Linked DNA regions of Homo sapiens: region 1 is linked to region 2. Evidence: read pairs that join two places in POLR2A ChIA-PET (ENCODE). Cell type or tissue: HepG2. All regions are shown on one strand. Each heading gives the region's core, and the rest is flanking DNA. Links, peaks and the distances in the headings are about the cores only.

What was found. ChIA-PET counts read pairs that join two places held together with the same protein. Peaks named below come from ENCODE experiments on the same cell type or tissue, not always from the same donor. Only the 100,000 strongest peaks of a DNase experiment are listed, where the experiment ranks them.
Region 1: POLR2A ChIA-PET joins it to region 2 with 6 read pairs; 3 of 35 experiments call an interaction of 5 or more read pairs at or near these places.

The regions. Positions count from the first base shown.
Region 1 is chr9:113,625,345-113,641,002 of GRCh38, forward strand. It overlaps LOC105376222 (a long non-coding RNA gene), which reads left to right. Exons shown (of 4, transcript XR_007061739.1): 3 at 101-395; 4 at 1,291-3,447. Among named protein-coding and RNA genes, the nearest start is that of RGS3, 170 kb to the left of the region's middle. RefSeq lists an enhancer at 6,331-6,894. In HepG2, for the core only: no CTCF peak of the experiment used is centred there; DNase peaks (open chromatin) are centred at 8,827, 9,397 and 10,977; H3K27me3 peaks cover 1,600 bases.
Region 2 is chr9:113,367,562-113,383,219 of GRCh38, forward strand. It overlaps BSPRY (B-box and SPRY domain containing), which reads left to right. Exons shown (of 6, transcript NM_017688.3): 5 at 698-822; 6 at 2,055-3,661. The coding sequence ends at 2,581. HDHD3 (haloacid dehalogenase like hydrolase domain containing 3) reads right to left here and starts at 9,425. Exons shown (of 3, transcript NM_001304509.2): 1 at 9,168-9,425; 2 at 7,892-8,006; 3 at 5,861-6,968. The coding sequence starts at 6,793. The coding sequence ends at 6,038. RefSeq lists enhancers at 1,857-2,357, 2,358-2,858, 13,532-13,591 and a silencer at 9,277-9,796. In HepG2, for the core only: no CTCF peak of the experiment used is centred there; a DNase peak (open chromatin) is centred at 9,430; H3K4me3 peaks cover 2,189 bases.

The DNA.
Region 1 (15,658 bases), core at 5,038-13,037, 260 kb after region 2:
TCTCTTCTCCCTCCACCTGGTGCCACCCAACAGCCCTTTGGGGAGGGGTCCTGACTTCGGGGGTGGGAGCTGACCTCGGGCATCTTCCATCTCTCCTGAGACTTGAGGTACAGTCATCCTATGAAGGATCAGAGCTGGAAAGTGGGGGCCTGGCTCAGGGAGCAGCAGAACCAGAGCAGAAGCTGAGCTGGAGATGCCCTGATGGGGCCGAGGTGGAGGCTCAGGCCTGGGATGGGCAGTTGGACCAGCAGGTCCAAAACAGCAGAAGCCAAGGCAGGCAGCGGTCTTGGAGATGCCCTCTGACCTGCCGTGGACTGGAGCCTCTAAGATGCTTCCTCCTGAGGCTGGAGCTGATGACTGGCATCCTTGGGATGTAACCTGCGTGCAGCCGGCAGGTGAGGACGTCATGCAGGGCAGGAGCTCAGGCCCCCCAGAGGGGGTCACACCTGGCCGGGCCACTGCCCTGTGAACATCCTTTCAAGGGACCCTTTCTCTTGCTTGTTTGTGGCCCCGCTAGACTGTAAGCTCTTGAGGACAGAGCCATTGGGAATGAATGACAAGGTGAGTCTGGGGGCCCAGGACCCCAGACAGTAGCTGTCCTTACTGAGAGAAGGGTTAGGGCTCCCGGAGGCATGGAGAAGGATGAAGGCCCAACTTACTCCACTTGGGGACCACCCTGATCACAGAAAACACTGCCTGCTTCCCTCACCCTCAGGGACAGCTATGCCCAAAGGGAGGGCCTCAGCCTCTGGCTGGAGAAAAAGCAGATAGTAAAGATGGTGGCCCCTGTGCTTTCAAGTTTCTCAAGCCAGATCCCGACTAGGCTCACAGTGTGTATTTGGGACTTTTAGAATTTGGGAAGTTGAGACCTATGAAAGTTTGAGAACCTGGGAAACTTCAGAGCTTTCAGGATCTTTTGAAATCTTGGACATTTTAGAATCTGGAGCATCTTTAAACCTGGGGAACTTTAAGAAGCTTGAACTCTTCTGACGTTGTGGAATTTGAGGGATTTCATTTTGGGGCTCTGTTGGCCTTGGAGTGGATGCTGTCCTCTTGGTGTAGAGGAGGACATTCGTCAGCAGACCTGAGCCCTCTCCTCCCACCGGCCCTCAGAGCCCAGTATTTCAAATATCTCGACGTTATGCAGTTTTAAACTTCAGATTTTTGAAATGAAATTGTATTAGTTATCTTGAATGTTCGATGTTGTGTTTCTCAAACATGTGTTGGCCTACTGGATTTCTAAGTTTCTGGCTCTTTCTTTTGCAAATGATTTTTCCTCTCATGTCACAGATTCAACAAATATTCATGCTGGAATGGGATGCAGAAGTCACCTACTTTCAGAGATGGGGAAACTGAGACCCAGAGAGGGCACAGCCTTTTCTCGGGGGCCTCCAGTGACTCAGAGTCAAATCTGTGCTTCTTGGCTCCTGGATCTCTGAGCTGCACCCACTGGACCCCTATGCCAACCCCAGCACCCCTGTTCTCCATGGCGGCCCCGCCCTGAGGATTTCCTATGCCTTTCTACAGAGCTTTCTCCTTCTCCTAGATCCCTTTTCTGCAAAACGAGGCTGGGGAGTTCTGAGCCAAGCCCAGGCCCACGTGCCTGGAACCAGAGACAGCGTAAGGAGCAGACACTGCCAGGTCACTTGCAGCAGACTCCAGGAGGAAATGAGGGAAACAGAACCTCAGCCGTAGCCTAGCCAGGGCTCTCAGAGCCTAGAAAGCTCTTAGGAGAAGTGGAGAGTTGTTCAGATCCAGGCTAATTTGTCATCTCCAGCCCTTCTCTGGTGATCAGCTTGCCTCTTCCTCTACCTGCCCCTATAGGTAGAGGAAGCTTGCCCTTCCTCTCCTGCATCTTCTCCTCCCCTTTCTGTCACATGCCTTCTGCTTCTTGAGGCCTCTGCCTCATTGTAGTTTCTCTTGCTGTCCAGTTCCGGTGAGCTCATGGCTTCTGTAGCCCAGTTTCTCTTTGCTTCCCTTTGTGAATCTTTCCTGCTTCGACTCTCACTCCCAACTTCTTAACTTACACTCAATGCTCCCAGAGGGAGGACTTGATTGGTTTGGAAGTCCCCCACCAGGACAGGCCAAGGATTAAGTGAGTTCTTATATGAGGTCTCTGATTCCCTAACTCCAGCTAGGTGTTCAATTATTCAGTTCAATTCTGACACCAACTCCAGGAGTTAGTGCAGACCCCAAGGTTTAGGGCTCAGCCCCACAGGGCTGTCCCCCTTTAGCCACCAGTCACACACAAGTCCAGGGACCATCTGTACATCTGACTGCCTGGCTCTGAATTTCAGGGTTCCCATAACCTCCCCTTCTAGTTAGATCATTCACTAGAACAATTCACAAAACTCAGCAAGTGCTTTACTTACTATTACCAGTGGATTATAAAGGATACTACTCAAGAACAGACTCATGGAAGAGATGCAGGGAACAAAACATGGGGGATTTGCACAAAGCTTCCACGCCCTCCCAGCGAGTCCCTGTGTTCACCAGCCCTGAAGCTCCCAAACCCTGTTGTTTAGGGGTTTTTCTTGCAGTTTCATTATGATGGATTAAATCATTGGCCATTGGCGATTGAATTCAATCTCCAGCCCATCTTACCCCCATGGAGGCTGTAGGGGGTGTGGGGGTAACCAGCCCTCATCATGAAGCTCTCTAGGGCTCCTCCATAAGTCATCTCATTAGCATATGAAAGGCAATACGTTCAGGGGTTTTAGGAGCTCTGTGCCAGGAATTAGAGACCAAGACCAAATATTTATATTTTATACCACACCAGGCCACTTCTCAGCCCACTGGCCAACTTCAAGATTGACTGCTGTTAGGTCACAATACCCACTTGGCCAGGGGTAGAGATCACTCAGTATCATGTGTGGTGTAAGCTGTTGAGATTAGGCATAGACAGTGGCAGGTGACTGACGGGCTGGACAACTGACAGATGCTCACCTTGGCCAGTGTAGGCACAGATAGGGCAGGACCCCATTTGTTTAAGTGTTCCATCCTCAGAAATCCCCTCTCCCCCACTTCTTCCTTCTCTTCATTCCTTCTTTGCTATTTTTAAATGGCACATTGGAAATAAAACAATTGTCAATGTATTCAGCCCTCCCGCAGCGGGCTGCCAATCAGCACAGTCCAGCCTACCTCCGCTTCCATTCCCTCCACCTTAGCCCTCACCTCCCTCTTTGCTCTTGCCCCCGTCTCCGGGCACTCAGGTCTCTGTTAGTTTCTCAACAGCTTTGCATATGCTGTTCCCTCTATTTGGAATGCTCTTCCCCATCTCCCACCCCTGGCTGGCTTTTCCTGGCCACCCACTCTGAATGATGCGCTCCTCTTACATATGTGCCCTGTGTGTTTCTTTACTGATACTTGTCAGCCTGCTGATCGACTTATTTGCACAAACATTTAATAAATCACTGGACCGTCTGCTGTAGGCGGGCAGAGATCAGATCTGTTTTGTCTTGCTCAGTACTGTGCAATAACACCTAGAACAGGCCTGGCTTGGTAGATAGCTATTGAATAAGTGAGTGAATGGATGAATGTCATTGAATCAGAGATGATTATGATTCACAAAGGCTTATATGTATGAGTGAATTTGAAAAAATAGAAACAACTTGAATATTCAATAATAGCCAATTAAAAATATAGTAACCTACAATGGAATTTGCATGGCAATTAAAATCATAATTTAAAAGCATATCCATGACCAACAGCATTAGTCGTTAGGCAAATGCAAATCAAAACCATGATGAATTGCCACTTTACACTCACTAGGATGGCTGTAACTTTTAAAAAAGGGAAAATAACTGTTTTTGGTGAGGATGTGGAGAAATTGGAAGTGGATGTGGAATCTGGCAGTTCCTCAAAAAACTAAACATAGATTTACCATAGGGGCCGGGCACGGTGGCTCATGTTTGTAATCCCAGCACTTTGGGAGTTATGAGGCAGGTGGATCACCTGAGGTCAGGAGTTCAAGACCAGCCTGACCAAGATGGTGAAACCCCATCTCTACTAAAAATACAAAAATTAGCCAGGTGTGTTGGCACGTGCCCATAATCCCAGCTACTCAGGAGGCTGAGGCAGGAGAATTGCTTGAACCCGGGAGGCAGAGGTTGCAATGAGCCAAGATAGCGCCACTGCACTCCAGCCTGTGCAACAGAGCCGGACTCCGTCTCAAAAAGAGAAAAAAATAAAAAATATTGACCACAGGACTCAGAAATTTCACTCCGAGGTATAGATCCAAGAGAAGTGGAAATATATTCACGCAAAAACCTGTAAATGAATGCTCACAGCACATGATTAATAATTTTCAAAGAGTAGAAAAAACTCAAATGTTGATCAACTGCTAAAGGGATACACAAAATGTGATCTGTCTAAACAGTGGAGTATTATTTAGCCATAAAAAAGAATGAAGTACTGATTTATGCTACAACTTGAAATGTTTAACCTTGAAAGTATTATGCCAAATGAAAGAAGCCAGTTACAAATAGTCAAATGTTGTAGAATTCCAATTATATAACCTATCCAGGTGCCAAATGCAGACAGATAGAAAGCAGATTCGTTGCCAGGAAATGAGGGGAAGGGGAGTTGGGGATTGGCTAGTATTAGGTCAGTGCAGAAGTAATTGCGGTTTTGGCCACTTAAAATAAAAAACGTCAAAAACTGCAATTACTTTTGCACCGACCTGTTAATAGGTATAAGATTTCTTTTGGGGATGATAGAAATGTTCTAGAATTAGGTAGTGGTGATAGTTGTACAACATAGTATACTAAAAGCCACTGAATTGTACAATTTATTTATTTATTTATTGTGACAGAATCTCACTCTGTTGCCCAGACTGGAGTGCAGTGGCACCATCTTGGTTCACTGCAACCTCTGCCTCCTGGATTCAAGTGATTCTTTCTGCCTCAGTCTCCTGAGTAGCTGGGATTACAGGCGCCCACCATCATGCCTAGCTAATGGCTAATTTTTATATTTTTAGTACAGACGAGGTTTCACCATGTTGGCCAGGCTGGTCTCGAACTCCTGACCTCAGGTGATCCACCCGCTGTGGCCTCCCAAAGTGCTGGAATTACAGGCGTGAGCCACCGTGCCAGGCCTGAATTGTACACTTTAAAGTAGTGAGTTTTACGTTATGTGAATTGTATCTCAAAAAATAAATTAAAAGTATGTGCAATGAGAGAAGACGGTGTTCATGGTTTATTAAAGGGAAACCACAAGGTTACATAACTTAGCTGCAATATCTACCATACTCTATACATACGAGAATTCCTAAAAAGTAACAGTATTAGAATATGTGTGTGTGTGTGTGTGTGTGTGTGTGCGTAGCAGATACAGATGCAACCACAAACTGAGACACGTAAGAAATGTCATGTTTGTCTCAATTTTAAAATGACCTGAGAAAGAACTCTTCTGTGCACTCGCTTTAACCCTCTTTCTTCCTTACTACTCAAACCTTCGCTAGGTTGAAACTGCAGCCTGGAGAATGGGATTGGAGGTGAGAAGAAACTGACATTCTGTCTATTTCTAGACCAGAAAATTCTGCACTGGTCTAGAAATAGACATGATTGCCTTGGACTGTGTTTGCAATTTAAAGGAATTGTCATTACTAAGACAGCAAAAAAGTCGCCCCCCCCAACCCTTCCTGGAGTTGTCCCACTGACTACATTTTAAAGAGATAATGGAACACAAAAATAAAGTTGTGCTTTTGATTACATTACCAGTCTGGCTTGTTCAACCTGCTGGTTCCAATAGCATTATTTCTGCACCTGTTGCTAGCTAGGCATTGGGCTACTATAACAAAGGTTTGCCTCGTTTAGCCTCAAAAACATCCTAAAGGCAGGCCATACCCTCCAGATGATCCAGAAGGAGAAACTGAAGCCCAGGGTGGTTACATTGCATGTTCTTGGTCACACAGCTAGTAGGTGGCAAGTTTGCCTTTTTGAGCCTCTATCTCCTCATCTGTGAAATGGGGATGCTATGGTTACCTTGCAGGGTCACTATAAGGATTCACAGAGGTGAATGGGGGTGCTCTGCGCACTGTAGGGGGTGCAGTCAAGGATCACATCTTCCTCTTTGAGCCTGCCTCCCCGTCTCCTGGCACTGTGTCTCTGGATGAGACTGGAGCTGTGTTTGGCCTCGTATGTCCTCACATCTGGAAGGCATAGACTTGCTGGCACACTTGGCTTTTGGGTTCTGGAAATCCCCTCTCCTGTCCCCTGACCTTCATCTCTGGGCAGCTGACAGCAGCTGACTCCCCACAGCCAGGCTGGAGGGGTCTCAGGCTCCGGGAAGGATTTCTGCCTCCCCAGAGAGGGCTGGCTGGCTCAGCCTTCTCGGGCAGCACTCCGCGTTAACCTCACTTCACGACCATGTTTCTGGTTTACTGGGAACCAGGCAGAATCTGCCGAGTCCTCAAAATATGAGAGGCTGAGGTTTTCTCTGCTGGTGTCTGTCTGGCATCCTGCTGGTCCTTATGAAGGGGTCCAGGGAATTGGGTTTGCAAAAATCTGGAGTGGGGTGCAATACAGGGCCCTTGTCTTCTGGCTCCCAGCCTAGTGGCAGGGCAGCCTCAGCCTGCATATTGGGAGAGAGGCTCTCCCCCAGTCTGCTGGTCCTGTGTTCCAACCTCACTTGCTATGTGATCTCAGGCAGAGACCTTTGCCTCTCTGGGTCTCATGAGCCCGTGTGTACAAAGACATGATTAGTTCTCCATGCACTGTGTGTGTGTGTGTTCATGGGCTATGCATGAGTGTGCCTGTGTGACAGATGGGGAAATTTGGAAATGGGGAGGCATTTTTGGTTGTCACAAGGATGAAGGCAGGGTGCTGTTGGCATTAGTGCCGAGAAGCCAGGGATTCTAAGTGTCCTGCAGTGCACGGGATAGTCTCACGTCGTGAAGGCCATTTGTGTCTCATTGAGAAATTCTGGGCAGGATCATTTCCCAGGTCTGTGGTTTTTGATATTTTAAGATTGTTATCGGAAAGGAGCTCATTGCTACTTAATCTGAGGAAGAATTTTTCTATGCTAATATAACTATCATCACTTGAGTCAACAGGCACAGAGCCAAGGAATGAAGAAGTCCCTCAAAGACTGTCCCATAACAGGGTGGGTCTGGCTAACTGGAAGGCCCCTTGATAGGTGTGACTGTGGGAAGGTTTGGGATTAAGGGTTGGAGGGATTGGAATTCCTAGTCTTAACAGACGGAGAGAGCAAGACTGAATGGGTGCAGGGGGAGGAGGCGTGGGAGGAGAGGAGAGAGGAGAAGGCATGGGTGGAACACTGGGCCCCTGGAAGGTGGGGGCCCTAGGAGGCAAAGTGGGCAGAGGAAGGTTCTTGGAGGTGCGGAGTTGGGCAGAAAAAGATACTGAAAACCAGGGATGTCAAATGTTCAGTGCGAAGCGTGTACCGCAGTGTAAACATGCCTCCACATTCCATCATCAGTTAGGTCTACAGCCACCCACATGTTTCTTGGGAATATGGGTTTTTCCTGGTAATTGAGGAAGGGGCTGAATGGTTTATCTTAGGAGACATACTGAGGAGCTGAGATGGTGATGAAAGGGCCGCTGAGATGGTGATGAAAGGGCCACTCAGATGAGCCACAGCTGGTCTGACTCAGAGGCGGCAGTCGCGAGGAGCAGAGAGACCACGAGAAGGCAAGAGCCCTCATGACAAAAATCTCGGGGAGGGCTTTCAACTTCCATGGGCCTGGAGTGAGTTACAGTGGTTAAACAAGCAGGTTCCCAGTTCAGGGTACCTGGGCCCAAATCTCAGCCCTGCCCTTTCTACCCATGTGACCTTGGCGAGTCACACACACTTCTCTAAGTGAGTCGGCTTCCTCATCTGTGAAATGGGGGTAACATTAGTGCTTCCTTAGATTTCGTTGAGAAGATGAAATAGCAGGATCCTGAAAGGGCACTGAGCCCAGCCCCTGACTTGCTTCTCAGTTGATATTAGTTGATATTGATCATAGACAATGGTCCCTATGCTCCATTGTCTCTGGGGGCAGGGAGGTGGCAGCTGACATTTGGGTTTCAAGTATGCTTTCTCATCTAATGCTCACACCAAGTCCACAAGGCAAATATTTGACTCCTCATCGTACAGATAAAGAATCAGAAGCTGGCCGGGCACGGTGGCTTACTCCTGTAATCCCAGCACTTTGGGAGGTCGAGGTGGGCGGATCATGAGGTCAGGAGATCGAGACCATCTGGGCTAACACACTAAAAGCCTGTCTCTACTGAAAATACAAAAAAATTAGCTGGGCGTGGTGGCGGGTGCCTGTAGTCCCAGCTACTCGGGAGACTGAGGCAGGAGAATGGCGTGAACCCGGGAGGCGGAGCTTGCAGTGAGCAGAGATTGTGCCACTGCACTCCAGCCTGGGTGACAGAGGGAGATTCTGTCTCAAAAAAAAAAAAAAAAAAAAAAAAAAAGAATCAGAAGCTCAGAGAGGGGAAGTGGCTTGCCTGAGGTCACACAGCTATGAAGCACTGGAGCCAGGGTTTGAACTCAGGTCTCTCTGACTGCACAGTCCTGCTTCTGCTCCTCCAGGCAGCCTCCTGAGTCATCTACAGTGGAGTAAGATGCCTTGAGAGGTAATGAGCTGTCTGTCACTAGGCTGATTGGAAGAGGACTCTGCTCTGGGCAGGAGCACAGATGGTCCCTGGCTCTAGGACTCAGCTCTCTGATGCAGCAGTTTTGGGCTTTGGGAAGGATTGTGGGGATTACTGATGAGCTTCCAGGACTGGGTCATGGAGTTTGAACACCAGGCATTGCTAAGAACCTGGCAGATTCACAAGGGCCCCTTGTTGCGCTTAACGCACGTGGAGCGGTGTGTGTGTGTGTGCACGTGCGCATGCGTATGTGTGTGTAGATGTGCTGAGTTGACACTGCTTTCTTTCCTTCACCATCCCATGAGGAACAGTCTGCACTTGAGGTCACAAATGTTGACACAGGACATGGGCATGAAATTCCAGGAGGAGAGTGACAGTAGGGCTGGAGGCTTGGAGACCACTAGATACCTGACATTCTTTATGCAAGAAAGCCTGACCCTCTATTCTCTGAGACTGGCTGGAGGGGACCCTGACTCAGGGGACAGGGGGACCGAGGGCTCCACAGGTGGGCCCAGTTGCCTGGGAGCAGCAGACAGTGAGTCAGGAACCTGCTGTGCCACCAACACACTGGGTGACCTTCTCGCTCCCCATCTATCCAAGAAGGGGCCTTGGCTAGGTTCCTTCCTGTGCGGTGGGGAGGGTCGTGGAGGTCTGATTCGATTTCCTTGGAATTCCCCAAGCTGGGAAAGCTCAGAGCATTTCCCTAAAAGGCCTGGTGGATGACGGACTGGCTCAAAGAAGCATGGCTACATCAAAGAGAGGAAAGCAATGTGGGGCAGGAATTTCCTGTAGGAAAGGTACGAGGGAGATTCCTGGGTTGTGGGGTGTAGGTGCTTTCTTCCTGCTTAGGACACAGGATTCCCAGAGGAGAAAGAACAGCTGGTCCCATACCTCTGACCGAATGTGAGAAAATGGGCTCAAATTACAAGAGGGATTACAGTTAGACACTTAGTTCAACCAGATAAAGTAGTCACTTGGATCCTTTTACACTGAGAGGGGTTTGGCCTGAAGTTGTAAACAGGTTTAACAAAGCTTAGAGAAGTCTACACATTCTGAACAGAGGGAGAAGTAAGGAAAAGGGGAGGTTTCAGATCAACAAGGGAGCTCTAGGCGTTGGCCATCTTGCTGGTACTGCACTGGGCATCTTGGCAGGGGCACATGGTTCCGTTTCCCCAGAAATTTGTAGTACATTGCTGGAAGAATCTGAAAACTAGAGAGTAAAAATCCAAAACAAAAGGAAAAAAAAAGTCAAAGTTCAAATCCAGGACATTAAACTTGAGCACACACTGAGGGCCAAATCCTTTGCCTGCATGAGATCACGGAGTGTGTGGTGAAAAGTCAATATCATTAGAGGGGCTGTGGGCTCAGAGAGGTTGCATCTCTTGCCCAGGTTCACACAGCCGTTAGCAGCAGATCTAGCTTTCTCTGCTGTGCCACAGACACCCGTGCCAGGTGCCCAGGCTGGGGGCCTTTCTTATTCCTTCTCTGTGTCAGGAGCTGTGCTACATGGTGGTGGTCGGAGGCTGTGGATCAGGAACAACAGGACAGAACCCATTTCTCATAGTTATACAGTTTCTATGGCCAGTTTAGAAAAGGAATTCCTGTCATTGGGAGCTCAAAGTCCCAGACCCATTCCAGGGACATAAAGGCAGAGGATGCAGTCTCCCGTGGAAACACGAGTTTGAATCCCACGCCTGAAAAAAAAAGAAAGAAACATAAATAAGTAAATAGAGGCAGTGGGAGTGCCAGACAGAGCTGCAGGGGCTCAAGAAAGGTGGGCTTAGGGAGGGCACTAGGTGTGAAGCCTCCTTGTGAGAAGGTGGGCAGGCCAGGTGAGAAGAGACGTCCCCAACTCCAGGATCAGCTATAGAGGGGTGGTTCACTGCGGACAGAGATCTTTGAGGAGCCCCAGTCACATGCTGAACACTGCCCTTGCAGGCAGGATTGCAGGCTGATTAGAGACACTGGCAATCAGGCAGATCTGGATGCCAATCTGGTTCTAGCTTAGTGTGACTTTGGGCAAATTACTTGCCCTCTCTGAGCACCAGTTTCCCCAACTGTTAAACAAGAATAATAATACTTTCCTTGCAGGGATATTATATAGAAAGCATTTGGCCCAGTGCTTGGCACATCAGGAGCACCCCCTAAATGGCGGCTGTTATTACTCAGTTTATGATTGGGAGAGTCCCTTCTCCACTTGCTCCCTGGCCTCAGTTTCCTCAGATAACAGGATGGCCTCTGAGCAGCTCTGAGAGGCTGACTCCACTGGACTCCAGGCAGGGGCTAACCAGGGCCTGGTCCCCACGGAGATCGAATTTCCAGTTCCTCACTGGAGCCAAGTAAACACAGGGGAGACAGCACGGCTCCCTCAGCCGCCCACTAACAACCAGATTCCGAAGCCACCGCAGCTGCGGCTGTCCACTCTGATTGCGTCTGGCTCCAGCATCCCCAGCCCTGCTGCTGTCACCCTCATGGGACCCTGGGGTTTGGGTTAGGGGTGTGGCAGAGATGGTGCAAGCCAGCCTCATGGTGGTGGTGACGGGTAGGGCAACATTGTCCGCTGCTTCCAGAAGCAAATGGCTTGTCTCTTGGAGTCATCCTTTTCAGCTGCCACCTCCTTCTGTTGGTGACTTCACTGGACCACTAAAGCTGCTGACAGAGGAGACAGAGCCCAGGATGCTAAGGAAGCTCTCTGCCCCAGTTGCACTCCATTCCTCTGAGGTCAAGACCAGTGGTCTCAGTTTTATAACCTCTACATTCTTCTATTCTCTAGCTTTTCACGTTCCAGGAGAAACAGTATTTACTGAGCACGACTATGTAGGAGACATAGGTGAGCAAGACACAGAATTCCAAGTCCCTAAGGATTTCATAATTTGTCTGGTGAACTCCTATCCACCCTTCAAAACCCAGTTCAAATATCCTCTCCCACCTCTCCATGCTGCTTATCTCATGCTACTCCCTCACTGGTTCTCTGCACTTGGCCATGTGACCTTTCGGCAGCTGTGGGTTGACGGGACGCAGCAAAGCTCCTGCCCTCCTGAAGACCTTTACTGGGTGCTGCACCCTCTGCCCCCTCCCACTCACCATTCTGAGCAACCCATGCCTACCCCTCAAATCTCAGCTCAGACGGCATCTCCAGCATATACAGAGTGAGGGCCCATGGACTTTACAGGCAAGGCCACTGATATGATTTGGGTCTGTGTCCCCACCCAAATCTCATGTTGAATTATAATCCCCAATGTTGGAGGTGGGGCCTGGTGGGAGATGATTGGCTCATGAAGGCAGAATTCCCCCTTGGTGCTGTTCTCGTGATAGTGAGTTCTCCTGAGATATGGTCATTGAAAAGTGTGAGGCACCTCCCCACTCCCTCTTCCTTCTGCCCTGGCCGTGTGAGGTCCTGGCTCCTCCTTTGCCTTCCGCCATGATTGTAAGTTTCCTGAGGCCTCCCCAGAAGCAGACGCTGCTATGCTTCCTACACAGCCTGTGGAACTGTGAGCCAATTAAACCTCTTTTCTTTATAAATTACCCAAGCTCAGGTATTTCTTTATAGCAGTGTAAGAACAGATCCATACGGCCATTATTTCGGTCTGCAATTTAAGCATTTACAGCATGTTTATTTGATTCCTGCCTGTCTCCCTTCCTGGAATGTAAATTCCATGGGGACAGGGAGCCTGTATTTGGTTACCTTTGTCATCCCAGGGTCTAGCATGTGGAGGACTCTCAGTATGCAGGAAGGAACTCCCTCTTCCATGAAGTCTTCCTTGATTGCCTCGGGCACATTTAGTTTTCCTCTCAAGTGCGCATCTCCCAGCATTTTCTTTTATGTTATATTTTATGATATTTTTATTTTGAAATATTTCATATAGAGAGAAAAGGGTATAAACATATGTGTATAGTTTAACAAATAATTTTAAAGCAAACACCCACCTAACTAACACCCAGGTCAAGATATAGAACATTATCAGCAACTAGAACCCCCAGTGCACCTTTCTGTCTCTACTAGAGTTAGTTGATTTTTGATAATTTTTTTTGCTTTATTTTATAGGTTTGCATCTACATAGGCATTCCTAAACCACAGAGTTTAATTTTACCCATTAAAAATTCTTTTTATTTACTTATTTATTTTTATTAAATTTTTTAGAGATGGGATCTTGGTATGTTGGCCAGGCTGGTGGACTCAGACTCTCAGGTTCAAGTGATCCTCCCCTATCATCCTCTCAAGTAGCTGGGACTACAACACATGCCACCATACCCAGCTAATTTTTCTTATTCTTTGTAGAGATGGGGTCACCCTGTGTTGCCCAGGTTGGTCTCAAACTCGTGGGCTCAAGCGATCCTCCCGCCTTGTCCTCCCAAAGTGTTGGGATTAGAGGTGTGAGCCACTGCACCCAATGATGCCTTTTCACTTTCTTAATTGCACTTTCTGGTGATCAGGCATATAAACATTTAATGTAATAAACGTATCAAATTTTTCCTTTATGCTTCATGGTTTTTAAGAAATCCTTTCCTACCTCAAGTTCATAATATCTTTTAAAAGCTTTATGGTAACTTTTTATATTTAGATCTGCAGTGGGTTTTTTTTTTGTGGCGTGTAGTAGGGGTCAAGGTTCATTTTTTCCCTGCCATATGGATATCCGATAGACTCAGCATCATTTGTTGAAGCACTATCCTTTTCCCACCACATCACAATTGTCATAAATCATGTGTCCATCTATGCCTGGGTCTGCTTCTGGATTCTGTCTCATTGGACGGTGTGTTCATTCTTGCACCAACATCACAGCTTACCGTAGCTTTAATTTACGATACCCTGTGCTATGCTAAGTCTAAACAGCTGGTAGGGCAAGTCTTCTATGTTGTTATTCTTCTTCAAGAGCGTCTTGGCCCTTTGAGTTTCCATATACATTTTAGATTGTATCTTTCAAGTTCTAGCGACACACACACACACACACACACACACACACACGCACATGCACACGCAGCCCTCTCTTCATCCCTGAACTCTCTGCCTTCATCCTTTGCAGCATTTAGCCTTGGATCATGGATGTTTATGTGTCTGCCTCCATCCATACTCAGCATCATTTGTTGAAACACTATCCTTTCCCCACCACATCACAGTTGTCATAAATCAACTCTGATTGCATCTGGCTCCAGCATCCCCAGCCCTGCTGGGGTATGTGTGGGTCTGCTTCTGGATTCTGTCTCATTGGATGGTGTGTTCATTCTTGCACCAACATCGCAACTTACCATAGCTTTGCCACAGTAAGCACACCCAGGGCTGGGACAATGGCATCACGTCATTTCTGCACCCCAAGGCCTTCCTTCCTTGCTGAGTGGTGTGGAGGACACGCTCTACAATCATCTAAGAGGTTTCAAAGAGTGAGAGCGAGAGAATGAGAATAGGAGAGAATCTGAACATGGTCAATGCTGTGGATGGTTCCGTCCTCCACTCCACCCAGGGAATGTATGGCCTGGAGTGAGTGCGAGATTGGAGACCAGAGTCTATCATTCTTCCATTCTTCCTGGAGGTGTTAGTTCCGAGGTGCCATCTTTCCAGACTGAGTGTGGATCTAGTGTTTAAAAACACGTGTGCTGCTGGGCACCGCGGCTCACACCTGTAATCCCAGCACTTTGAGAGGCTGAAGCAGGAGGATTGTTTGAGCTCGGGAGTTTGAGATCAGCCAGGGCAAAATGGCAAAACCTGTCTCTATCAAAATACCAAAGATTAGCTGGGCATGGTGGCATATGCCTGTAGTCCCAGCTACTTGGGGGGCTGAGGCAGGAGGGTTGCTTGAGCCTGGGTGGTCGAGGTTGCAGTGAGCTGAGACTGTACCACTGCACTCCAGCCTGGGCGACATAGTGAGACCCTGTCTCAGAAAAAAAGAGAAAAAAGGCCGGGCACGGTGGCTTATGCCTGTAATCCCAGCACTTTGGGAGGCAGAGGCGGGCGGATCACGAGGTCAAGAGATTGAGACCATCCTGGCCAACATACAAAAATTAGATGGGCATGATGGCGCGAGCCTGTGGTTCTAGCTACTCAGGAGGCTGAGGCAGGATAATCGCTTGAACCTGGGAGGCAGAGGTTGCAGTGAGCTGAGACTGTGCCACTGCACTCCAGCTTGGCAACAGAGCAAGACTCCGTCTCAAAAAAAAAAAAAAAAAGAGAAAAAAACCCACAAATGTGGGTGCGTGCACTTGTGTGCGTGACAAGGCCCCAGTAAGCCAACCATCTTGCATTCAACCAAAGAAACTGCAGTCAGATCCGTGCTGGGGAAAGGCTGGCTGTGATGGACATAGTGAGAGATGTTATAGAATGTTGGGCTTCAACATGGCGAAATTCCATAAAGAATTTTCAGGGATAATTTTAATGGTGCCCAGTGTTCTCCTTTTATGCTGATTTTATTTATTCAAGACAGAGTCTCACTCTGTCGCTCAGGCTGGAGTGCAGTGGCTTGATCTCAGCTCACTGCAACCTCCGCCTCCCAAGTTTAAGTGATTTTTGTGTCTCAGCCTCCTGAGTAGCTGGGATTACAGGAGTGCACCACCATGCATGGTTAATTTTTGTATTTTTAGCAGAGATGGGTTTTTGCTATGTTAGCCAGGCTGGTCTTGAACTTCTGCCCTCAAGTGATCTGCCCGCCTTGGTCTCCCAAAGTGCTGGGGTTACAGGTGTGAGCCACCATGCCCGGCCCTAGTGCTGACCTTAGAACCAACTTCCGTACAGGACAGGACTCTACTTATTAACCTTCTATGATACCAACCTCCACAGCAGCGACTCTGCTGCAAGTTTCTTGAAAGCAGGACTATATTTATCTTTCCCATGACGTGTTTTTCCCAGGAACTTGACACATTGTAGGTCCTTAGTAAATGCTATAGGATTAAACTTAATTCTACAGTCTTGCTTGCCTTCCACAAACGTTTTGTTTACTTTTTAAAAGGGAATCTTAATGAGATACAGTTTTACAGGCAATAAAATGTATCCATTTGAATGCATGTTTTAATGTGTTTTGACAAATCTATAGGTCTATGTAACCACCACCATGATCAAAATATAG
Region 2 (15,658 bases), core at 2,422-10,421:
GGGCAAGATGTTGGAGTAGAAAGACTATCGTGCAGGGGTTCCAGAGGCCCAGGAGGTCTTAGCCCCAGCTCTGCCATTAACTTACTGAGGGACTCTGGCAAGTTGCTTCCTCTGCAGAGCACACCACCTTCAATTTCTAATACTGGCACCAAGAACACATCTTCCTATAAACTGTCCACCAGCTTTGCTAAAATTAAGGCTTCTGGGGGGCACAGGGGAAATGGCCACCTTCCCTTTTGGCCCAAGCACCTGTGTGGGGCCTGGATGCCACTCTTTTTTTTTTTTTTGAGACAGGGTCTCACTCTGTCACCCAGGCTGGAGTGCAGTGGCATGATCTTGGCTCACTGCAGCCTCGAACTCCTGGGCTTAAGCAATCTTCCCACCTCAGCCTCCCAGGTAGCTGGGACTACAGGTGCATGCCACCACACCCAGCTAATTTTTAAATTTTTTGTAGAGATGGAGTCTTATTATGTTGCCCATGCTGGTCTCAAACTCCTGGGCTCAAGTGATCCTCTCCCACATCAGGCCTTCCAAAGTGCTAGGGTCACAGGGGTGAGCCACTGCACCTGGCCCTAGCTGCCAATCTTGGTATCGCCTGATAGGAGATTTTACTTCTGTTCTTCTCTTCACCCCATATTGATCCAGATATATTTCCAGAACCATCCTGAATCTCTGTCTCTGTTTTTCCCCATATAAGGACCGAAGAAGCAGAGGGCATTTTGGATCCCCAGGAGTCGGAAATGTTAAACTTTAATGAGAAGTGCACTCGGAGCCCACTACTGACCCAACTCTGGGCAACGGCGGTTCTTGGGTCTCTCTCAGGTTAGGAGCAGTAGAGCCCAGGACCATTAGGACAACTGGGCTTCTGTCTGTCTGTCTGGGGTTCACTCCTGGTTCACAATGGGGACCCGTGCTTCTGAGATGATAGCTTAAACAAGTCATGCTGGATGCAGGCTGGTCAGTAGGGTCAAGGTTCCAGACAGGCCTGGGGCAGCTGGGCCAAGTCCTTCCCATTTCCGGACTAACATGTTCTGTGGTTGGGTCAAAGATAAATCTCATTCCTATAAGTCATGTCTTCCTTATATCCTGACCTACTAGGGCAGCCCAGTATTATTTATTGGAAACCTGGGGTTTCTCTTTAAGAAGATAAAATTGATGGCCAACTGAAGAACATCTGGACCAAGAATCAAACTGCCTGATTTGCCTCACTTATTCACTTTACACACACTGACTCAGGCCAACTGTGGGCCCCACCCTGTGCCACATGCTGGGGCCACAGAGGTAAACTGACATGGTCTTCTGCCTCCAGGAATTCCCATTTAGCACAGAGGTTCTCCAGAGCAGGCCTCCTCCAAGTTAGATGGAAGCTTCCATTCTCCCAATGGTAGTCTTTCACAATTCGTGGAACAGTTAGGTTAATAGACTGATTTTTTTTTTTTTTCAGTTTTAATCCTCCCTCCTCGTATTATCCTTACAATTTTGGTAGAAGCTGTAGCTTCTCTACTCTAGATTCTGGTATCAAATGATGCCTGATTTACCAGCAGTTTAGATATTTGCTAGAAATTGCTTATCTCATGCTTCCTAGCTCCCAGAGGCTGTGTTTCTAGGACACGTCCAATCTGGAGGCCACAGATATGACCAAGTAGAAAGAGTATAATCAGTGCTACGTATAGGAACAAAATGTTTTGTCTTCATTTTGCCCCTCCCACCAAGTCAGTGTGTAAACTTGGGCAACTCCCTTTTTCTCTCTGGGCCTTATTTCTATCAGAGTTTACAGTTGAGGGTCTTGACTGATAGTAACTATTGTTATGAAGGCTACAGTTTATAGAGCACTTACATGCTGGGCACTTTACATGTATGATTCTGTTTAATTCTCGTGATCACCCAGTGAGAAGTCCTATTTTGACCCCCGTTTTGCAGACAAGGCTCAGAGAGAGTAAATGGCTTATATGAGGTCACCATGCTAGTGAGTGGTGAGGAACCTTTTGCTACCTGGCAGGACCAGGTTAGGGCAGGGGTGGGCCCTCGGCAACTCTGAGAATTCTTTCTGGCAGGCACAGAGGACATACGGATCGATGAGAGGACAGTCAGCCCCTTCCTGCAATTGTCAGATGATCGAAAGACCCTGACCTTCAGCACCAAGAAGTCAAAGGCCTGTGCAGATGGCCCGGAGCGCTTCGACCACTGGCCCAATGCCCTGGCTGCCACCTCCTTCCAGAATGGGCTCCATGCCTGGATGGTGAATGTCCAGAACAGTTGTGCCTATAAGGTGGGCGTGGCTTCAGGCCACCTGCCCCGCAAGGGTTCTGGCAGTGACTGCCGTCTGGGCCACAATGCCTTCTCCTGGGTCTTCTCTCGCTATGATCAGGAGTTTCGTTTCTCACACAATGGGCAGCACGAGCCCCTGGGGCTGCTGCGGGGCCCAGCCCAGCTGGGTGTAGTGCTGGACTTGCAGGTTCAGGAGCTGCTCTTCTATGAGCCAGCCTCCGGCACAGTGCTCTGTGCCCATCATGTGTCCTTCCCGGGGCCCCTCTTCCCAGTCTTTGCTGTGGCCGATCAGACCATTTCTATCGTCCGCTGACCTCTGGCCACAGGAAGCCAGGTCCACCGCCCACCACCCTTTCAGGCCATGTTTCTACTCAGTGTGCTTTTCCCAAATGATGTGTGTGGTGTTTCTAAGAGAAACAGGGCCCATAACCAGTGGGCAGCTTTAGGAGGGATGGGGATCTGTTTCAGATCTAGGCATAACCTGTAAATCACAGGTGTCCAAACTTTTGGCTTCCCTGGGCCACATTTGAAGAAGAATTTTCTTGGGCCACATAAAATACACTAACGATAGCTGATGAGCTAAAAAAAAAAAAAAAGTCTGTGTATAATTTTTGTGATATCTGCCACCACAGATAAGCAAAAAAGTCCTTGCATTCAAAGGGTTGGAGATTGCTGCTTTGAGTGCTGGGTACCTGTGGGGAACCTACTACTCCCTGGGCCTTAGTCTCCCAAATCCACCATGCATCTGCCCCTCTGAGGGTGTCTTCACTTTGTCTCTGGCATCTAGCATGGTGCCTGGTGCATAGTGAGCATGCAATAAATATTTGGCAGGTGAGTGGATGGATAGATGGATAGGTGAATGTAGGTGGACAGGTGACTGGGTGGATGTTGTGGTCTCTGGAGAAGCACTGCCATTCAGCCTCCTGCTCCAGCTGTTCACATGCAGAAATGCTCTCTTCACAGGCAGAGAAGCCTGTGGCTAAAGTTTCCACATCCCATTAACTCAGTGCTTTTGTCTTTTTCATGACATGGCACATAGAGAAAATATTTTTTTCTAGCACACAAGAGCAACCTGAAAGGCTGCTCCTGGCCAGAGGACTCTGTCCCGGGGGACCGTGTCCTCCCCCATGTCCTGCCTAGGCCCTCAGAGGACCAGGGGATCATGTCTCCAGGTAACCCGACTGTAGCCCCTGCTGGCTGAGCTCCAGCCTGTGCCCACTGATAATAGCAGGGACGGCCTTTTCTCTTAGAGCAGCTGATAAGTTTCCCTACCTGATGGCCCCCTCTGACATAAACTGCACACCTGGGGTGATGGCTTAAAGCCAGAAAGAGCTGAGGGAGTTAAGAGGGCCAACCTTAGGGCACGTGGGCATTATTAAAGGTCTTAAAAGCATTGAAGATTTATTCCATGTTCTTTGTTGATAATTGGGTGTATACTGTACGCTGGCCTGTCTTCATACCCTTATTGCATTCTCGGAAATAAGTGGGTCGCAGCTCAGTGTAGCGGAAAGAGCCTGGAGACATTACCAAGACCCAAGGCAAGTCCCTTTATGTTTGTCTCCATGAGGAGTTCACCCTAGAACAGTGGTCTTCAAACTTTTGTCCAGGAACTCTCTTCAAAAGTAATCTTACCTACAACTTTAGGCTCCTGCGTCCAAAGAAGATGAAAGGCAGAGCCCTCCCCACTTTCTTTGGGAGCTGCAGAGCAGTTTGAAAACCACTGTTTATTAATTTTTTTTTTGAGACAGAGTCTCAAAGGGATGCTGAGGCAGGTGGATCACCTGAGGTCAGGAGTTTGAGACCAGCCTGGCCAATGTGGTGAAACCCCATCTCTACTAAAAATACAAAAAATTAGCTGGGCATAATGGTGCACACCTGTGATCTCAGCCACTCGGGATACTGAGGCAGGAGAATTGCTTGAACCTGGGAGGCGGAGGTTGCAGTGAGCCGAGATCGCAACACTGCACTCTAGCCTGGGCAACAGAGCGAGACTCCATCTCAAAAAAAAAAAAAACAACGAAATTACTGTTGCCTGGCCTTGGTGCCAGTCCCAAGGAAAACAGACCAAAAGGGGTTTGGTCAAGTCCCAAAGAGATCTTCCCTGCCTTTGCCTGGGCACAGCCCCTGCTCAAAAATCTGGGTCAAAGCCAAGGCTTTTCTTGGCACCTGAAGGCCCCCATGCCATTTTCTCCCAATCCACCAACCCAGCTCCTCACAGCAGCCTTCATTCCACAGTTCATCGGCCTGCTGCAGCAATGTCCTCCTCATCCCCCTGCTCATCTAAAGCCACCCCCAATGCCACTACTGAATTCAGCATCCATTCTAGAGCCCTCCCTAGCTGCTGGCACCAGAACACACTGCCAGCCTGTGTTTTTAATGTGTGGTATCCTCTGGCACTGGGCAAGGAACACAGATGTCCAGCAAATACCAAGTAGAACGGTGTGGGAAGGTGGGGAGGCAGGAGAACTTTTTGTTGTTTTGTTTTTAGAGACAGGGTTTCACTCTGTTGCCCAGGCTGAAGTGCAGTGGCACGTAGCTTACTGTAACAGAACTTGTGGGCTCAAGCGATCCTCCTGCCTCAGTCTTCCGAGTGGCTGGGATTAAATGTGTGTGCCAGCACACCAGGCTAGTTTTTACATTTTTTGAAGAGATGGGGTTTCACCATGTTGCCCAGGCTAGTCTCGAACTCTGGGCTCAAGTGATCCTCCTGCCTCAGCCTCCTAAAGTGAAAAAAGGAATTGAAAAACCCAACCTACTTCAACCTCCAGTTCTTCCCCCCTCCCTCCAAACCTATTCCCTACACTGCAGTCCTTGTTCCCCATACTTTCCTACCTCCACACTGGTCTCTGCGACTGGGGTGCCCTTTGAGATTGATATTCTTTAGGACACCTCCCCTATTCTCCCAGAATCTCCACTGTACCACGTTTCACATGACAAGCATCCTCATCTACTTACAACCTAGTGGTCAAGCCAATGGGCTTTGGATTCAGATGTGCCTAAATGGAATCCTGGTGTCTTTGCATGCTAGCTGTGACCTCGGGCAGGCTGCTTAACCTCTGAATTTCAGTTTCCTCATTTGTAAAGTTGTGGAGGGGGTCAAACCACCTAGGCCCAACGAGGTAGCTTTGAGGGTTATATGTGCATGGAGGTAACTCAGCACCTTACCTAACACGGGGCAGGCATATGTCAACAGGATTTCTTCTCATGACTGTCATGGGGTTCCTTGTTTAAATTCTCCCCTTCATACTATGTGGTGCTAATGGACAGTGTCCCTACAGAATGGCTTAGCATCCTGCTTTTCAAACTAAGCACTGACCCCAGGCTTCCAGAGGGTATTTTCAGAAGCTGAAAGAGAGACCTTAGCACCTCTGCTTCAACTCCAGCAGTTTTTCAGGGTCTGTTTTTAGTTTTGCATAATGGGGTTTCAGATCGCCCATAACTAAAGGACTCTGCTGCTAAAACCAAGTTTGAAAGTGCCTGGTTTTGAAGCTAGTGGGGCCCTCTGTGAATCCTTTGGATGTGAAGTCGACTCCTAGTGGAAAAGGGACACAGGTGTGAATGAGAATGAGGGAGGGCAGAGGCTAGGAGCTGGTTAGTGGGGGAAGGGTGAGAGCTCAGCACTCACTGCTTTATTATCACAGTAGGTGACAAAGGCCGCAGGGAGAGGGGGAAAGGTCCAGAGCTGTGGAGAAAGAAGGGGCTCCCTGTCTCCAGGGTTTGTTTAAGGTTTTCTCCATGGCCTAGGGCCCAGCCACTTCCCTCACTGGCCTCAAAGCCCTGGAGTTGAGCCCTCTAGGCAGTCAAGGGCAGGCAGGAGATGGGCCAGAGAGGGGAGGATGTGTTCTTTAGGTACAGAATCCCTGACCACGGGGTCCAGTGCCTGTGGGCCAACCACCAGGAAGCTGTGCATGCCCACAGCCCGAGGCCCCTGGTAATCGCAGAGGTAATTATCCCCAACATGGGCTGCCACTACTGGTTCCATATGAGCAAGCCGCAAGGCCTCCTGGAAAATGCGGGGGTCCGGCTTGGGCCAGCCAGCAGCCTCGGAGGTCAGCACAAAGTCGAAGTGTTCACGCAGGCCAAGGCCCCCCAGGATGCCCTCTAGCCGTCGGTCAAAGTTGGAGATCACTGCCAGTCTCAGACCCCGTGTGCGGCACTCCCTCAGGGTGTCCTCAGCCCCATCCAACACCTGCCAGGTGCAGGGGTGGCTGAAGTCTTTATAAAGCTGTTCAGCGATGGGGGCTACAGCCTGAGCATCCTGGACACCCGCCAGGTGGAAGGTCTGCAGGACCACATCCAGCCACCACTGGCGGGAGGTTAGGCCGTGGCTCAGGCCGTAGTTGGGGAAGCTGTGGCTCTGAGCCCTGTATGCCTGCCTGAAGCCTTGTTCCAGGGCTGAGGGCTCCACCTCCAGCCCATGGGCCCGGGCCTTGGTGGCATAGGCCTCCCCTAAGGGGTGGCGGAGCCTGAGCAGCGTGTCCTTCACATCCCACGTCAGCAGTCGTATCTGCAGCCGGTGTGCCATGGAGGAGGCCAAGTCCACCCCAGTTCTGCCTCAGGTCCCACGGTGGGTCCCAGGGGAAGCTGAGCTGGATAAGACCACCTCTGCGCAACCTAACAATCACCTCTTTCCAGGCCTTGTGGGTCAGATTTGCTGGCTAACATGAAGCACTTGGGAAATGTCTTCACAGCACAAGATCCTAGAATGAAAAATAGCAGGTAAGGTGGAAGCTCAGGCCCTGACATCAGACAGACTGGGTTCAAATTCTGGTGCTGCCAATGGTGTGACCCTAGGAAAGTCACTCTGAATCCACAACAAATTTCTGAGCACCTTTTTGAGCTAGCTGCTAGCATATGGGATAGATTTCCAGCCCTTAGGGCATTTACAGGCACTGAAGAACAGGGATACGGATATTAGGCAAAGAACTATACAAACACTTAAATATAATGAAGTCAATAGATACCGTAAGGATCTAAATCCAGGGACCGCATCTAGTCTGTGTAGTTAGGGAATGTCATAAGCAAGTGAAGTTTCTTTTTATTTATTTTTTTTAATTTTTTTGTGAGACAGGGTCTCTCTCTGTCTCCCAGGCTGGAGTGCATGGCTCATTGCAGCCTCGATCTCCCAGGCTCAGTCAATCCTCCTGCTTTAGCCTCCCTAGTAGCTGGGGCTACAGGCACGTGCCACCATGCCCGGCTAATTTTTGAACTTTTTGTAGAGATGTGGGGTGGTGGGGCGGGGTGGGTCTCACTATGTTGCCCAGGCTGCTCTCCAACCCCTGGACTCAAGTGATCCCCCAGCCTTGGCCACCCAAAGTACTGGGATTACAGGCATGAGCCATCACTCCCAGCCCTGCAAGTCAAGTTTCAATGGAGATCAGAAGAATGAATGTGCAAGAAGCAGAGGTAGGTGAGTGCTCCCGTCAGTGGAAATAGCAAGTGCAAAGGCCCTGAGGCAGGGCAAGTAGACAGAGGCCAGCTGTCTGGCACACAGGACACAATTATTATGATTGCTATTATCATTATTAGGGATGTCAAAGACAGAAGGGGCCTTGCAGAGCATATGAACGATATCTTGGCTGCTGGGCAGAGTAGACTGAGCCAGAAAGGGGCAGGTACTTACCCAAGGTCACAGTGAGTCAGTGGCACAGCCAGGACCAGAACCCAAACTTCCAGACTCTCTGGCCAGTTCTTCCACTGTACCATGAGATATATTTGGATTTTAAAAATTGGTGAACCTGTACAGCACAGGAGAAAAGACAGGACACAGCAGGCTGTCTGTCTCTAGCCCTCTCTGAACCCCAACTTTTCCATCTTTACTGGAGGTAATAACACTGGCCTAGGAGGAGAGCTGATGAGAGAACTGACTCAAGGCACAAGAAACAAGTGACTCAGCCTGCTATCCAGAGGCTGGTGCAGCTTCTTTCCCCAGACAGAGCTGATCCCAGACAAGGCCGTCCCCTTGAAACCTGAGGGGCCAGAGTTCAAAGTACGGCTAAGTTGATACTTAGGGAAGGGCGTCACTGGTAAATCTGGGGGAGCCTTGGAGGAAGTTTGTCCAGGAAATGAATTAAGGAGACTCATCCAAAGATCCTCTCATTTTGCAGGTGGGTAGACAGAGACCCAGTGAGGGGCAGTAATTTACCCCCAAATCACACAGGGAGTCACATTGGCACAGCTAAGACTAGAGCAGAGGGCTCTGGCTCCTGACCCACGGCTTTTTTTTTTTTTTTTTTTTTTTTTTGAGGCGGAGTTTCGTTCTTGTTGCCCAGGCTGAAGTGCAATGGCGCGATCTCGGCTCACTGCAACCTCCGCCTCCCAGGTTCAAGCGATTCTCCTGCCTCAGCCTCCCAAGTAGCTGGGATTACAGGCATGCGCCACCATCCCCGGCTCCTTTTTTTTTTGTATTTTTAGTAGAGACGGGGTTTCTCCATGTTGGCCAGGCTGGTCTCGAACTCCCGACCTCAGCCTCCCAAAGTGTTAGGATTACAGGCGTGAGCCACTATACCCGGCCGGCTTTTTTTCTTTTTTTTTTTTTTTGAGACAGAGTCTCACTCTGTCACCCAGGTGTACAGTGGTGCGATCTCGGCTCACTGCAACTTCCGCCTCCCGGATTCAAGCGATTCTCCTTCCTTAGCCTCCAGAGTAGCTGGGACTACAGGCGCGCGCCACCACACCTGGCTAATTTTTGTATTTTTAGTGGAGACGGGGTTTCAACTATGTTAGCCAGGCTGGTCTCGAACTCCCGAACTCGTGATCCTCCCCCGCCCCACCCCGCCCCCCGGCCTCCCAAAGTGCTGGGATTACGGTAAAGGCGTGAGCCACCGCGCCCGGCAGGGCTTTTTCGATTTCTAAAACCGCGGGTTTGGGGCTCTGCGCTGCAGGCACGAACTGCTCACCTTTTCTCCCCACCTCCAGGGCTCGGGAAAGGCGAAGTCCAGGAGCCCGGACCTGACGCAGAATGTCTATAGCTGCCGTCGGCAGCGTGAGCTGGGGCGGCGGTCCTAGGGGCCTTGGCCGCGGCCGACCCCTTGGGTCCCCTTCTCAGCTGTAGGGCGTCCACGGCTCCGGGCCGGTTCCTGGGCCCAGGACCCACCTGACTCACAAGGAAGCAGATTGAAAACGCAGCCGCAAGGCCCGCGAGCTCGGGCGGAGGTGCGCAAGCGCCGGGCGGTGGGGCGGGGATCGCGCGGGCCGCCCCTCCCTACCATCCCGACCCGCCTCTGTCCCCGCCCCGTCCCCGCCCTTATCCCCCTCACCTTCGCCCTCTCCCGCCCCATCTCCCGTCGCCCTCGCCGTCCCCTCTCCCTCCTTCGTCTCACTGTGCACCTCTCTGCGCCCCTGTCACCCGCCTTCACTGCGCGCCTCCGTTACCCTGCACCATCTACGCCCCTTATTCCCTCCCCGCACCCTCTGAGGTTCCCCAGCCCGCACCCTTCCGCTCCGCAGCCCCCGTTACCAGCACCTTCTCCGCCCTGTCTGCGCACCCCCTGCCCGCCACACCGCCGCTCCTCACCGCTGTCTCCGCTCCCCATCCCCAACCCCGGCTCCTGGCCTCCTTTGGATCGGGAAACCCCCGAGAAGTACCCAGGTTGAGTGGGAGGAGGGGAGTTGGGACCCAGCCTGGCTTGCTTAGTGTTGTGTGAACCTGGGCAAGGCCCAGCCCCTCTCTGGTCTCAGGGTCCCCAGTTGGTATTGGAGGGAATTGCTTTCAGTTGGAAACTTGTTAAATCCAAGATAACTTGGTGAGGGTAGAGTCCGCTGCAGTAACCTGCTTTTTTATTCTTTCTCTTTTTTTTTTTTTGAGACGGAGTCTCCCTCTGTCGCTCAGGCTGGAGTGCAGTGGCGCGATAGCCCACTGCAACCCCCGCCTCCCAGTTTCTTGCGATTCTCCTGCCTCAGACTCCCCAGTAGCTGGGATTACAGGTGTGTGCCACCACACCCAACTAATTTTTGTATTTTTAGTAGAGACAGGGTTTCGCCGTGTTGGCCTGGCTAGTCTTGAACTCCTGACCTCAGGTGATCCGCCCACCTCAGCCTCCCAAAGTGCTGGGATTACAGGCATGAGCCACCGCACCTGGCCTCTTTTTGTTTTTAAGAACCCTGTGGTACCATCCTGGCTAACACGGTGAAACCCTGTCTCTGCTAAAAATACAAAAAATTAGCCGGGCATGGTGGCAGGTGCCTGTAGTCCCAGCTACTCGGGAGGCTGAGGCAGGAGAATGGCATGAACCCGGGAGGCGGAGCTTACAGTGAGCCAAGATTCTGCCACTGCACAATATTTGCCTGGGCAAAGAGCGAGACTGTGTCCCCAAAAAAAAAAAAAAAAAAAAAGATCCCTGTGGTAAGAGCCTGGAATCCTAACCACTAGACCACCAGGGAGCTTTTTTATTCTTTTGAAGAATAAAAAAAGAGTTTTATCTTTGTTTGCAAAAGTAATGTATGTTGGCTGGGCGCGGTGGCTCACGCCTGTAATGCCAGCACTTTGGGAGGCTGAGGTGGGTGGATCACCTGAGGTCAGGAGTTCAAGACTAGCCTGGCCAACACGGTGAAACCCCGTCTCTACTAAAAATACAAAATTAGGCGAGGTGGTTCATGCCTGTATTCCCAGCTACTTGGGAGGCTGAGGAAGGAGAATCGCTTGAACCGGGGAGGTGGAGGTTGCAGTGAGCCAAGATCAGGCTACTGTATTCCAGCCTGGGTAACAAGAGCAAAACTCCATCTCAAAAAAATAAAAAAATAAAAAAATAATAAATAAATAAGGTATGCATGTAATGCATGTTAGTCTCAAAAAACTAAAAAATACAAACATATGAGAGTTGGCCATGCAGAGGGGAAGGATCTGAGTGATGGTTAAGGGACCCCCTGATGCAAAGGCCTCCAGGCAAGAAAGTTTTTTTTCCGAACCAAAGAGACACTGAGGAACTATAGGAATGTTGCTAGCCAGGGGGTTTGGGCCAAAGAGGCTGGGGAGGTACCGGAGGGGAAGCTTTGAGATACTTCTGTGCCTGTGCTCTGTTCCTCTTTAGTCTCATCACCTTGCACTATGACCTTAGGCAAGACAGGTCATAAGACAGCCCCCACCACCCAGGCCCCTTTGAGAGGGTCTTGCCGCATACCCTGGAGGAAGGAACACTGCACAGAGAGGCCAAGAAGAATCTACACAGATGGGTCTTGGTGGGTTTCTCTATTCAGTCTATTAGCGTTTTGTGCAATCCTGTTTCTACATGTGAAGGGGTGGCCTGCCCCTCCACACCTGTGGGTATTTCTCATCAGGTGGGACGAGAGACTGAGAAAAGAAATAAGACACCGAGACAAAGTATGGAGAAAGAACAGTGGGCCCAGGAGACCGGCGCTCAGCATACGGAGGACCTGCTCTGGCACTGGTCTCTGAGTTCCCTCAGTATTTATTGATTACTATTTTCACTATCTCAGCAAGAAGAATGCGATAGGAGAGCGGGCTGATAGTGAGGAGAAGGTCAGCAAGAAAACATGTGAGCAAAGGAATCTGAGTCACAAATAAGTTCAAGGGAAGGTACTATGCCTGGATGTGCACACAGGCCAGATTTATGCTTCTCTCCACCCAAACATCTCAGTGGAGAAAAGAATAACAAAGCAGCATTGCTGCCAACATGTCTCGCCTCCCGCCACGGCGCGGTTTTTCTCCTGTCTCAGAATTGAACAAATGTATAATCGGGTTTTATACCGAGACGTTCAGTTTCAGGGGCAGGCAGGAGACAGAGGCCTTCCTCTTATCTCAACTTCAAGAGGCCTTCCTCTTTTACTAATCCTCCTCAGCACAGACCCCTCGCGGGTGTCGGGCTGGGGGACGGTCAGGTCTTTCCCATCCCACGAGGCCATATCTCAGGCTGTCACATGGGGAGAAACCTTGGACAATACCAGGCTTTCCAGGGCAGAGGTCCCTGCGGCTTTCCGCAGTGTATTGTGCCCCTGGTTTATCGAGAATGGAGAATGGCGATGACTTTTACCAAGCATACTGCCTGTAAACATTTTGTTAACAAGGCACATCCTGCACAGCCCTAGATCCCTTAAACCTTGATTCCATACAACACATGTTTCTGTGAGCTCAAGGTTGGGGCAAAGTTACAGATTAACAGCATCTCAGGGCAAAGCAATTGTTCAGGGTACAGGTCAAAATGGAGTTTCTTATGTCTCCCTTTTCTACATGGACACAATAACAGTCTGATCTCTCTTTTCCCTACATACACGGCCATGTACACTTCGTTGAACCTAAGCATAAAAATGGACAGTTTCCTCTGTATCTGTGGCTCTTCATTCTGAAGGCTCCCATGTCACAAAAAAACTATGATCAAATAAATGTATATGCTTTTTCTCCTATTAAAAAAAATACAGACATATTCAGGGTTAGGCATAGTGGCTCATGCCTGAAATCCTAGCACTTTGGAAGGCTAAGGTGGAAGGATCCCTTGAGCTCAGGGGTATGAGACCAGCCTAGGAAACAAAGTGAGACCCCATCTTGTTAAAAAATAATAACAGGCTGGGTGTGGTGGCTCACGTCTGTAATTGCAGCACTTTAGGAGGCCGAGACCAGTGGATTACTTGAGGTCAGGAGTTTGAGACCAGCCTGACCAACATGGTGAAACCCCATCTCTACTAAAAATACAAAAATTAGTGGGGCATGGTGGCAGGTGCCTGTAATCCCAGCTACTCGGGAGGCTGAGGCACAAGAATTGTTTGAACCTGGGAGGCAGAGGTTGTAGTGAGCTGACATCACAGCATTGCACTCCAGCCTGGGTGACAGAGCAAGACTCTGTCTCAAAAAATAATAATAATAATGCAAAATACAAACGTGTACAAAATAAAAAGCCAGCCCCCCACCAACACCCAACCTCATTCATTGACCACCTAACATCTGTGGGCTCTGTGTCCCCTGTCCTTCTCTGAGGATTCAGTGGGAAACAAGGTGGTTCCTGCCTGCATGGGGCATGGGAGGGGCAGACAACCATTGAGTAGATAAATAAACAAAGTGATTTCAGAGAGAGAAGTGGAAGCGGTAAAAACAATCATTTTATGAACAGTGACAGGGTATCTCTTTGGATGAGGTGGTCAAGGAAGGAACAAAGATCTGAATGGTGAGAAGGAGGTTGTCAGGTTAAGATCAAGGAAAGTACTCCAGGTGAGGAACCGGAAAGAAGGGTGTGGGGCCTCAGCCTGCTTACTGAACAAGGGCAGTAGCCTTGGGGCAGGGAGAGAAGGGCTTCCCCACCCCATCTCACTCCCCAGGGATTGCTGAGGTGACAGTTTTGGTTATGCTATGACACAGTTTTCTAGCAGCACACAAACATGTATCTAATTTTCTTTCTTTCCTCTCTTTCTTTCTTTCTCTTCCTCCTTCCCTCCTTTCTTTCTTTTTTTTTCATTCTTTCTCTCTGTCTCCCTCCCTCTTTTCTCTCTCTCCTTTCTTTCTCTCCCTCCCTCCCTCTTCTCTCTCTCTCTTTCTCTCTCTCTCTCCTTCCTTCCTTTCTCCCTCCCTCCTCCCTTCCCTTCCCTTTCTTTCTTTCCTTTCTTCTTCCCTCCCTCCCTTCCTCCCTTCCTTCCTCCCTCCCTCCCTCCCTCTCTCTCTCCCTCCCTCTCTCTCTGTCTCTTTCTCTCTTTCTTCCATTTTTGAGACGGAGTTTCACTCTTGTTGCCCAGGCTGGAGTGCAATGGTGCCATCTCAGCTCACTGCAACCTCCACCTCCTGGGTTCCAGCGATTCTTCTGCCTCAGCCTCCCGAGTAGCTGGGATTACAGGTGCCTGCCACCACGCCCAGATAATTTGTGTATTTTAGTAGAGACAGGATTTCATCATGTTGGCCAGGCTGGTCTTGAACTCCTGACCTCAGGTGATCCACCTGCCTCAGCCTCCCGAAGTGCTGGGATTACAGGCATGAGCCACCGAGCCTGGCCCTTTTTTTTTTTTTTTTTTTTTGTGAGACAGAGTCTTACTCTGTCACCCAGGCTGGAGTGCAGTGATGCGATCTGGGGTCACTGCAACCTCTGCCTTCCAGGTTCAAGCAATTCTCCTGCCTCAGCCTCCTGAGTAGCTGGGATTACAGGTGTGCGCCACTGTGCCCGGGTAATTTTTTGTATTTTTAGTAGAGACGAGGTTTCGCCGTGTAGCCAGACTGGTCTAGAACTCCTGACCTCAACTGATCCACCCACCTTGGCCTCCCAAAGTGCCGGGATTATAGGCATGAGCCACTGTGCCTGGCCTAATTTTCTTCCTTTCAACTCTTAAAAACAAAAAAACAAAACTTTCTCCTATGTTCCAAGTTGGTCTGTTCACTGGGTTCAGGCCTGGGAAGAAACACAAAGTGCAGAGTCACAGACTTTGGACCTGCAAGAGAGAGCCCGACTCACTTGCAAAACTGGTTTTGTGTTATAAGCATGAAGCAGAAGTGGGGGTGGGAAGGGCAACTGGGAGACCAGAGGTTCAACTGCATTTCACAGAATCCAAGAATGTCTGATACTGTCTACTTTTCAGGGTCACCGAAAACCTAACCCCTTAGGTTCTGATCCCAGCTCTGCCATCTGTCTGTCTGTGAGCTCTCCATTCAATTGTTTTTCTCTCTGAGCCTCAGTATCCCAATATGCAAAATGTGAATTTTCCCAAAGTGAACATACCCATGCAACCAGCACCCAGACCAAGAAAAAGAACAATTTCCAGAACCCTCCACAGCCTGTCCACTTCCAGTTACTTACTACCCAAAAGGGTAACTATCTTGACTTCAAACTGCATAGTTAAACTTTATTTGTTTTTGAACTGTATATAAACAGAATAATATAGCATGTATTTTTTATGCCTTGCTTCTTTTGCTCAAAATTGTGTTTGATACATCTGTGTTGCTATGTGTAGTTGTAGTTAATCCATTCTCACACCTTTAATATTCTATTATATAAATAGACCACATTTTACTGTTGATGAACATTTGGGTTATCTCCAATTTTGTTTATTACACTTCTTTTTTCTTTTTTTTGGAGACAGAGTCTCGCTCTGTTGCCTAGGTTGGAGTGCAGTGGCGCCATCTTGGCTCACTGCAACCTCCCACCTCCCAGGTTCAAGCAATTCTCCTGCCTCAGCCTCTCAAGTAGCTGGGATCACAGGTGCCTGCCACCACGCCCGGATAATTTGTGTATTTTAGTAGAGATGGGATTTCATCATGTTGGCCAGGCTGGTCTTGAACTCCTAAGCTCAGGTGATCCACCCACCTCAGCCTCCCAAAGTGCTGAGATTACAGGCATGAGCCACCATGCCCGGCCTTATTACATATATTATAAAATGCTGCTATGAATGCTGTTGAACATGTGTCTTATGAACATAGGTAATGTTGGGTAAATACTGTTGGGTAATACCTAGGTGTGGAATC